Linked DNA regions of Homo sapiens: region 2 is linked to region 1. The links are chromatin loops, found by intact Hi-C in ENCODE. Cell type or tissue: K562. All regions are shown on one strand. Links, peaks and the distances in the headings refer to the core of each region. The heading gives the core; the rest is flanking DNA.

What was found. A loop is a pair of places that touch in the nucleus more often than their neighbours do. Peaks named below come from ENCODE experiments on the same cell type or tissue, not always from the same donor. Only the 100,000 strongest peaks of a DNase experiment are listed, where the experiment ranks them.
Region 2: a loop joins it to region 1, with 14 times the contacts of the local background. A loop is called at or near these places in 2 of 110 quality-filtered maps.

What each region holds. Positions count from the first base shown.
Region 1 is chrX:66,726,308-66,730,712 of GRCh38, forward strand. No RefSeq gene overlaps it. Among named protein-coding and RNA genes, the nearest start is that of EDA2R, 89 kb to the left of the region's middle. In K562, for the core only: CTCF peaks have their summits at 2,582 and 2,896; DNase peaks (open chromatin) are centred at 2,614 and 2,884; H3K4me3 peaks cover 355 bases.
Region 2 is chrX:66,107,998-66,112,402 of GRCh38, forward strand. No RefSeq gene overlaps it. Among named protein-coding and RNA genes, the nearest start is that of HEPH, 54 kb to the right of the region's middle. In K562, for the core only: a CTCF peak has its summit at 2,335; a DNase peak (open chromatin) is centred at 2,294.

The DNA.
Region 1 (4,405 bases), core at 137-4,136:
GTATTACAGAATTGTGTTTTAAGGAAAATTATCTTAGTGAAAGAAAGACTAGGCATGGGAAACTAATTAAGGGGCTTCCCAATAATCCAGGTAGAGATGAATAGTGCCTGACTAAATACTGAAGAAGGAAGAAAATGAAGCAAGAGATGTTGGGGAAATTGATGAGGTTTTGCAAAATCGTTTTTTTTTGTTTTTTTTTTTCTTTTTTTGAGACGAAGTTTCACTCTTGTTGCCCAGGCTGGAGCGAAATGGTACAATCTCGGCTCACTGCAACATCTGCCTCCTGGGTTCAAGTGATTCTCCTGCCTCAGCCTCCCAAGTACAGGCACCCGCCACCACGCCCGGCTGATTTTTTGTATATTTAGTAAAGACAGGGTTTCACCATGTTGACCAGGCTGGTCTTAAACTTTTTTTTTTTTTTTTTTTGAGATGGAGTCTCGCTCTGTCGCCCAGGCTGGAGTGCAGTGGCGCAATCTCGGCTCACTGCAAGCTCCACCTCCTGGGTTCACACCATTCTCCTGCCTCAGCCTCCTGAGTAGCTGGGACTACAGGCGCCTGCCACAGCGCCCGGCTAATTTTTTGTATTTTTAGTAGAGACCGGGTTTCTCCATTCACAGGATGGTCTCGATCTCCTGACCTTGTGATCCGCCCGCCTTGGCCTCCAAAAGTGCTGGGATTACAGGCACGAGGCAAATTCATTTATTATTCAATATCATTGGACACGTATTATATGCCAGGCATATTGAAAGGCACTGGGAAAGCAACACTCATTTAAGAAATATTTGTTGTGTATTTATTTGGGTATGAATAAATAAAGTTGGGGTGGACTCTATTGTAAGTACAGTATTAAGAACAGAGAATACTTTTAGAATCCTAGCAGACCAAAACAGAAAAGGCTCATGGAGATCCTCCCATATTAACCAATCTCCTTCCAATTTCATAAACTGAGACCACAGAGAGGTCAAGTGACTTGTCACAGAACTAATACAAAGGCAAAGCTTTAAATGTGAAACAGGTCTGATCTGATTTCCAGTCCAGTGCTCGGATTACTACTTCCAGATCTGAAGCTGGAAGGTGTTAATCAGGAAGACTACAGAGATGGAGATGGCAAGTATGAACAGCAAGAAACTGAGGGATCGGAAGAGGACGTCTTAAACTGGGGTTGTGTTTTTCTACATTCAGAACCCCAGAGTTTTGCAAACATTACAGCTAAAAAAAAAAAAAAAAAAGAAAAGAAAAAGGCAACATGAAAAAGACAACATTAGAAGGTCAAGGAATGGTGAATTGTAAGATGTGCATGCTAAAGCAGTGTATCCAGTCTTCGAAGGAAGTAGGTCAGGTTAGAAAGTTGTGATTTCTCCAGTGATTCTTTGCTTAACGACAGAGATACATTCTGAGAAGTGCACTGTTAGGTAATTTTGTCACTGTACTAACATCACAGCATGTACTATGATACAAACTTAGATGTCATAACCTAGGCTACATGGTATAGCCTATTGCTCCCAGGCTACAAACCTGTAAAGCATGTCATTGTACTGAATACTCTAGGCAATTGTAACACAATGGTAAGTATTTGTGTATCTAAACGTAGAAAAGGTACAGTAAAAATATGGTATGAATGATAAAAAAAGATACACTTCTATAGGGCATTTACTAATGAGTGGTGCTTACAGGACTAGACACAATTCTAGGTGAGTCAGTGAGTGGTGGGTGAAATGTGAGAGCCTGGGACATTACACTACTGTTGACTTCATAAACACTATAAACTTGAGCTAGGCTAAATTTTTTTTAAAAAGTTATTTCTTCAATAATAAATTTACCTTAGCTTACTGTAACTTTTTTTACTTTTTTAAAAACTTTTTGATTCATTTGTAATGAACACTTAGCTTAAAAGGGAAGCATATTGTATAGCTGTACACAATTTTTTCTTTATATCCTTATTTTTATAAGCTTTTTTTCTATTTCTTAAATTATCTTTTTCTTTCTTTCATTTTTCTTTCCTTTTTTTTTTTTTCACTTTTTAACTTTTTTGTTAAAAACCGAGACAGAAATATGCACATTAGCCTAGCCCTACACTGGATCAGGATCATCAAGATATCATTAGGCAGCCAGACGCGGTGGCTCATGCCTGTAATCCCAGCACTTTGGGAGGCCGAGGCAGGCGAATCACCTGAGGTCAAGAGTTCGAGACCAGCCTGGCCAACATGGTGAAAAACCATCTCTACTAAAGATACACACAAAAAAATTAGCCAGACGTGGTAGCGGGCGCCTGTAATCCCAGCTACACAGGAGGCTAAGGCAGGAGAATTGCTTGAACCTGGGAGGCAGAGGTTGCAGTGAGCCGAGATCGTGCCATTGCACTCCAATCTGGGGGACAAGAACAAAACTCTTTCTTAAAAACAAACAAAAAAAGATATAATTAGATTATAGAAATTTTTCAGCTCCAGTTCCATGGTAATCTTATGGGACTATCATCATATATGTGGTCCATCATTGACATCATTGATCCAAACGTCCTTATGCGGCTCATGATTATTTCCCTAGGACCACAGTCAGGGAGGAAAAAGATGTACTCCAGCGACCTCTGCTGAATTCCAAAGGCTGCGGCCATAGTTCCTGGTGACGCAGACAGTCTGATAAAAAACTAAAATGGCGGTGTCGCCCGTACACGTCGTGCAGCAGAGCATGACGGAAAGGACTCTGCTGGAACGACTGGCGGCACAGACTTAAGGCCGGACTCCACTCCCCACCCTCTGTAGTTGGGGCTTCATACCCCTGAGCTATGATGGCACCTTATTGTGAAAACGCCCTGAAAGTGCGAAGAGGTCTCTAAGCCACAGGTGTGGCGATGTTGTTGTCATTACCAGGGACATTCCAGTAGGCGGCGATAGAGGGCAGTATGAGTGCCGCAACCACGCCCTACTTTTTCTAGAGCTGGGTTGTTAAATGATAGGGTTTGATAGGGTTTGAGGCCGAGTCAGAGTTTAAGAATGGTGGAATTTAAACTTTAAAGCTAGGAGTTTTCATCTGAGATTCCTACCGGAAATACACAAGGGTTTGTAGCAGTGGTGAAGGTCAGGAAGTGAATTCCTTGAAATAGTATATAAAAATAAAAACGTAAATTTCTCTGCACTTGTAGGGAGAGAAGGTCCATAGCTTTCATCAAAGAATTTGGTGAATCCTTGCCTTAGGGGTTGGGGCTCCGGGCCAGGGACAACATAGTATAACAATAATGCAGAACTGTAGAGCCAGACTTTCTGGTTTCACATCTTTACCTCTCTAAATCCTTCCTATGTCATCTTAGGCAATGCACTTAACCTGTTTCAGACTCAGTTTCTTTATCTATAAAATGAAGATAACAGCTGTGCTGACTTTTTAATAGACATTCTGACTGGCATAAGATGGTACCTCGTTGTTTTCATTTGCTCTTCTCTGATGATTAGTGATGTTGAGCATGTTTTCCTTTTTTAATTTTACTTTAAGTTCTGGGATACATGTGCAGAATGTGCAGGTTTGTTACACAGGTATACATGTGCCATGGTGGTTTGCTGCACCCATCAACCCATCATCTAGGTTTTAAGCCCCTCATGCATTAGGTATTTGTCCTAATGCTCTCCCTCCTCTTCCCCCACCCCGACAGGCTCCAGTGTGTGATGTTTCCCTCCCTGTTTTCATGTGTTCTCACTGTTCAACTCCCACTTATGAGGGAGAACATGTGGTGTTTGGTTTTCTGCTCCTGTGTTAGTTTGCTGAGAATGATGGTTTCCAGTTTCATCCATGTCCCTGCAAAGGACATGGACTCATCCTTTTTTATGGCTGCATAGTATTGCATGGTGTGTATGTGCCACATTTTCTTTATCCAGTCTATCATTGATGGACATTTGGCTTGGTTCCAAGTCTTTGCTATTGTAAATAGTGTTGCAATAAACATACATGTGCATGTGTCTTTATAGTAGAATGATTTATAATCCTTTGAGTATATACCCAGTAATGGAATTGCTGGGTCAAATGTTATTTCTGGTTCTAGATACTTGAGGAATCACCACACTGTCTTCCACAATGGTTGAATTAATTTACACTCCCGATAACAGTGTAAAAGCGTTCATCCCATTCAAGACATAGGCATGGGCAAAGACTTCATGACTAAAACACCAAAAGCAATAGCAACAAAAGCCAGAATTTACAAATTGGATCTAATTAAACTAAAGAGCTTCTGCACAACAAAAGAAACTATCGTCAGAGTGAACAGGTAACCTACAGAATGGGATAAAATTTTTCCTATGTTTATGTTGGCCACTTATGTGCTTTCTTTTGAAAAATGTCTGTTCATGTATTTTGCCCACTTTTTAATTGGTTATTTGTGTTTGTTTCTTGTTCAGTTGTTTGAGCTCCTTGTAGATTCTGG
Region 2 (4,405 bases), core at 222-4,221, 620 kb before region 1:
AAGCCTCAGCAATGGCAGATGCCCCTCCCCCAACCCCGGCTGCTGCCTGCAGTTCAATCTTGGATTGCTGCACTAGCAGTGAGCAGGCTCTGGGTGTGGGACCCCCCACCCCGGGCCAGGCATGGGATATAATCTCCTGGTGTGCCATTTGCTAAGACCATTGGAAAAGCACAGTATTAGGGTGGGAGTGTCCAGATTTTCCAGGTACCATCTGTCACAGCTTCCCTTGGCTAGGAAAGGGAAATCCCTGACCCCTTGCACTTCCTGGATGAGGTGACACCCCACCCTGCTTCACCTCACCCTCAGTGGGCTTCACCCACTGTGCAACCAGTCCCAGTGAGAAGAACCAGGTACCTCAGTTGGAAATGCAGAAATCACCCACCTTCTGTGTCGATCATACTGGGAGCTGCAGACTGGAGCTGTTCCTATTCAGCCATCTTGGAACCCAAAGCGTGACTTAACTGATTTGAATTTCATCTCCTTTTAATGCTCTGCTCACTCTTTGGAAATGATGTAAATAAAGGTAGTATGAGAAAGAAGAAACAAAGAGACTTGAAGAGATGACAATCTAGATCACCTGCCTCTGAATAAACAAGAATTGGAGGCATTGCATATGCATATGTATGTATTTTAATGTAAGAAGAAAGTCACAACAATGACTACATAACTAATCCAGAGAAAGCTAAGTGGGTATCAGTAAGATACTTCTTAAAATGCAAGGAACTGCTACTTTCCAGGTGCAGTCTGGTTTATCTTAAGAGTGAGTCAGGAAAGGATGGTAACCAAGCATAATGAGGTACTTTGAAATGTTTGTTGAAACTAGATGTGGCTTACCTATCCTGTTCCTTTAAGCTCATGTAGGAATCTGGATTAATGAACACACACAGAGTTTCATAGTTCACAGAAACTAAGTAAGGAAAGAAGCAAAGTATACCAGTAGCTGTTAGCCAGAGTATGTATACATGAAAATACTATTTCAGAAATATTGTTTCTTCATGTGTTAAGAAGTCTAACTTTCCCTTTGTGCCTTCTCTCAGGAAGGCATTGGTTTCCAAAGACATGCAGGGAGATTCTGTCTTATTCCGGTTTATGAGCAGTGTTTTTTAAATGCCCTGATGAGGATATGAATCACATTCTTTATACCATCATAATCTAGCAACAAAACTTGGCATAGAATTCTTCTTCTTGGGCTTAAAATACCACTCATAACTGTTTTTGCTGAAAATTAAAAGGGAACTTTTTATCTCATATTTGAAACATAAGTCACAAGAATGACTAACATTTATGCTTTAAATTATTAATCCTAGTTTTCAGAATTTTATTATTATAAAGATCACTGTACTTTAAGTGATAAGATATTAAACTTACTCTGTGTCGAGCATGAGGAATCTCAATGTACTTTGCTAGGAAGAAAGCTACAGCTGAATTCTAACCAAAAGCAACCTCAACTTTATAAGTACTTCCTTTGAAATATTAGACACTAGGCCTTCATGTGTCAATTCATGTGAGTAGTGACTACTTTCTTTCTGGGGCGTAATCAGCTTCTATTTCCTGGATAACCTAGGGCAATAAATAAAATGTTCTTGCTATGGAAAAAGCTACAAATGAGACTACATTGTTCAATCTTCAAATTCCTCCAGAGACTCAAACTGGATATGGGAAGAAAACGTATTTTTTTCTTTGATCTTTTATTAGGTTCTATATCACTCTATCTCTTTTTCTTATTTTTCTTTAGTAGTTTTCCCCCTTTTATCTTTAAACATAAACCCCTCTATCTTCTCTACATTTATTTGAGCTACCTCGTATGCAATACTTTAAACACATGCGTGAGAATTCCTCTCTGAATTTTGAATTCTTGAATCCTATCCAACTTATATTTTGTCCCAAGGAGATATTACAGTCTACTCACTCTCTTTGGTACCCCGCCCTTCCAAAGGACGGTCAGGATCCTCCTGAATAGATCATACACTTTTGGTCTGAAGTTTGTATGCATACTCTATCTGATTATACTTCCCTGAAATATACCGTGGGGCATTTTCTAGAGGGCATCTGTCCTACATGATAAAGCATGTTATGCGTAGTCCAGGCACCCTGCTGATATTCACTAAGAATAATAATTTCATGGGAATTTTCTAGTCTAGGAAAATCATAATTTGCTTTTTAATAAAAACTCTCCCTCAGGTTTTCTTGACACATGTGTCAAAGGTAAAAATACTTTAGGTAAACAGAGCCCGACATCCCGCACCCCCAGCTTTGGGGTGAAAGGGGTTAAACAAGGGCAGCTGCAAATCTATGCCTAACCAATAGGGGGAGTTGCCAGAATATATTTTATAAGGGGACATATTTCTTTCAGGAATTACTTTCTGAAGCATTACTTCTCCCCCATGTGGTGAAAGGTTTAACTTTCATTTCTAATTCCCGCATCCTCTATTAGAGGAGATAATATAAAAGTTATGACTTAGGATTCTTTTTTTTTATTGAAGATCCACTTTTTAAAAATAAAGATATATTATTTCTCAATTTAGAATACATTTAAAACCAAACAAGCTAACATATATCCCCATGGCCATTCCACTCTAAAACTTTTAATTTTCTTATTTATCCATTTAACAAACATTTACTGAACACAACTCCATCTCAGGTAGTTGGCTAGGCTCTGTGGAGGATGAACAGGCCAATGAGATGCAATTTCTGTCTTCAAGAAGCTAATAATTTAGCAGGAAATACAAATACCTTCATGACTACTGTTAACACAACATGATTGAATACTGGAGTAAGGACCATAAAAAGTGTTTGGGAGAATACAGGAGGAAATAGTGAATTATGCCTGCGGTGGTTGGGGATATATCATATATCTCCACAAGAAACCTCACAAAATAGAAAAATTCAGACTTGTTTTTCTAGAAAACTTGTCACAGGAATAAAAATTCTCCCACAGAATTCCATAGGAAGAAAATGTGCATCAGGATATTTGATGAATCTCATATATATTGCTTTATTAAAAAAAAACCCTGCTAACCTGTTGAACACAGAAAATGAAAAAAAATGAAAAAGGCTAACTCATTTGAGAGTGAATGATCATCAGCCGATGTAGTTTTCCTTAACATCTGTACATTCCCAGAGAATAAAGCCATGAGAAATAAATGCTGCTATTGAAGAAAGGTGATTCTAAAGCAGAGGTTTCTGAAACTTGTCTATAACATTCAACAAATGATTTGTCTGTAACTTATCTATAAAACAGACAATTCAATGATTAGCAAATGTGTGATAAATATTATAAAAACAACACTGTAGCCTATCTACACTCCTTCATAGTTCCTGCTTTAGAGATGAGTAACGTCCCCTTGCCAATATCCCTCTTCTAAGAATATGCAACTTTTTAAAAGGGAGACATACATATCCAAATAACCACAATAAAGTCAGGCTATAATAAAGTGTGGAGTGGGGGAAATGGGGTGTCATTGCTAATCAGCAGGGGATTTCCTTTGGTGTGATGGAAATATTCTAGAATTAGATTGTAATTATGGTTGCACCACTGTGTGTATACTAAATATGATAGAATTGACCACTTTAAATGGGTGAATTGTATAGTATGTGAATTAAATCTCAGTAAAAAAATCAGGCTGTGATAAGCACTGTGTTTGTCTTATAAATGAAGCACGGTGGGCATTTGTGAAAAGAGATTAATTCTGACTGGGGTATATGAGACTTCTAGAGGGAGGTAAAATTTGAGCTGGGACTTGAAAGATGAAAACTCTGGTAAGCAAATACTAGGAATGAAGTTGGGAAGAAAGGGCAGTCCAGGAAAGGAAATGGCTTGATGAAAGGCATTGATATAGGAAAGTTAATGGCAGTGTTATACAAATTGTGGTCCGTGGAATGATGCTTGTCTGCAAACCATTTGTTATTGGTTGTTGATCACATAAGTATAAAAACTGAGAGTAGTTCCTTAGAAACTTATATAGTAACGTGACATTGTTGTTACATCCAAACATCATCATTTTTTCTAATAATCCATTCTTATATTTCATAAAGTATTGATTTGTGATAGATCAGAACTTAAAAAAAATGTCCTTCACCATAGTCAGTTTGAGAAACAATGGTATAAGGCATGAAAAGAGAATAACTACCCTGTGTGGTGAAAAGATGTGTGTGTGTCTGTAACACACACACACACACACACACACACACACGCAACATGAATGAGAACAGAGGTGAGGTAAGAAGGAATAAAAAACAGAGGATAAGGCTGAACTGTCGAAGAATGTAAATGTCAGATACAGATGCTGGACTTATTTCATGTACTGTGGTGGGAATCAGCTGAGAGTTTTGAATAAGAATGACACAGTCTGGTCAGGTGCAGTGGCTCACACCTGTAATCACAACACCTTGGAGGCCAAGGCAG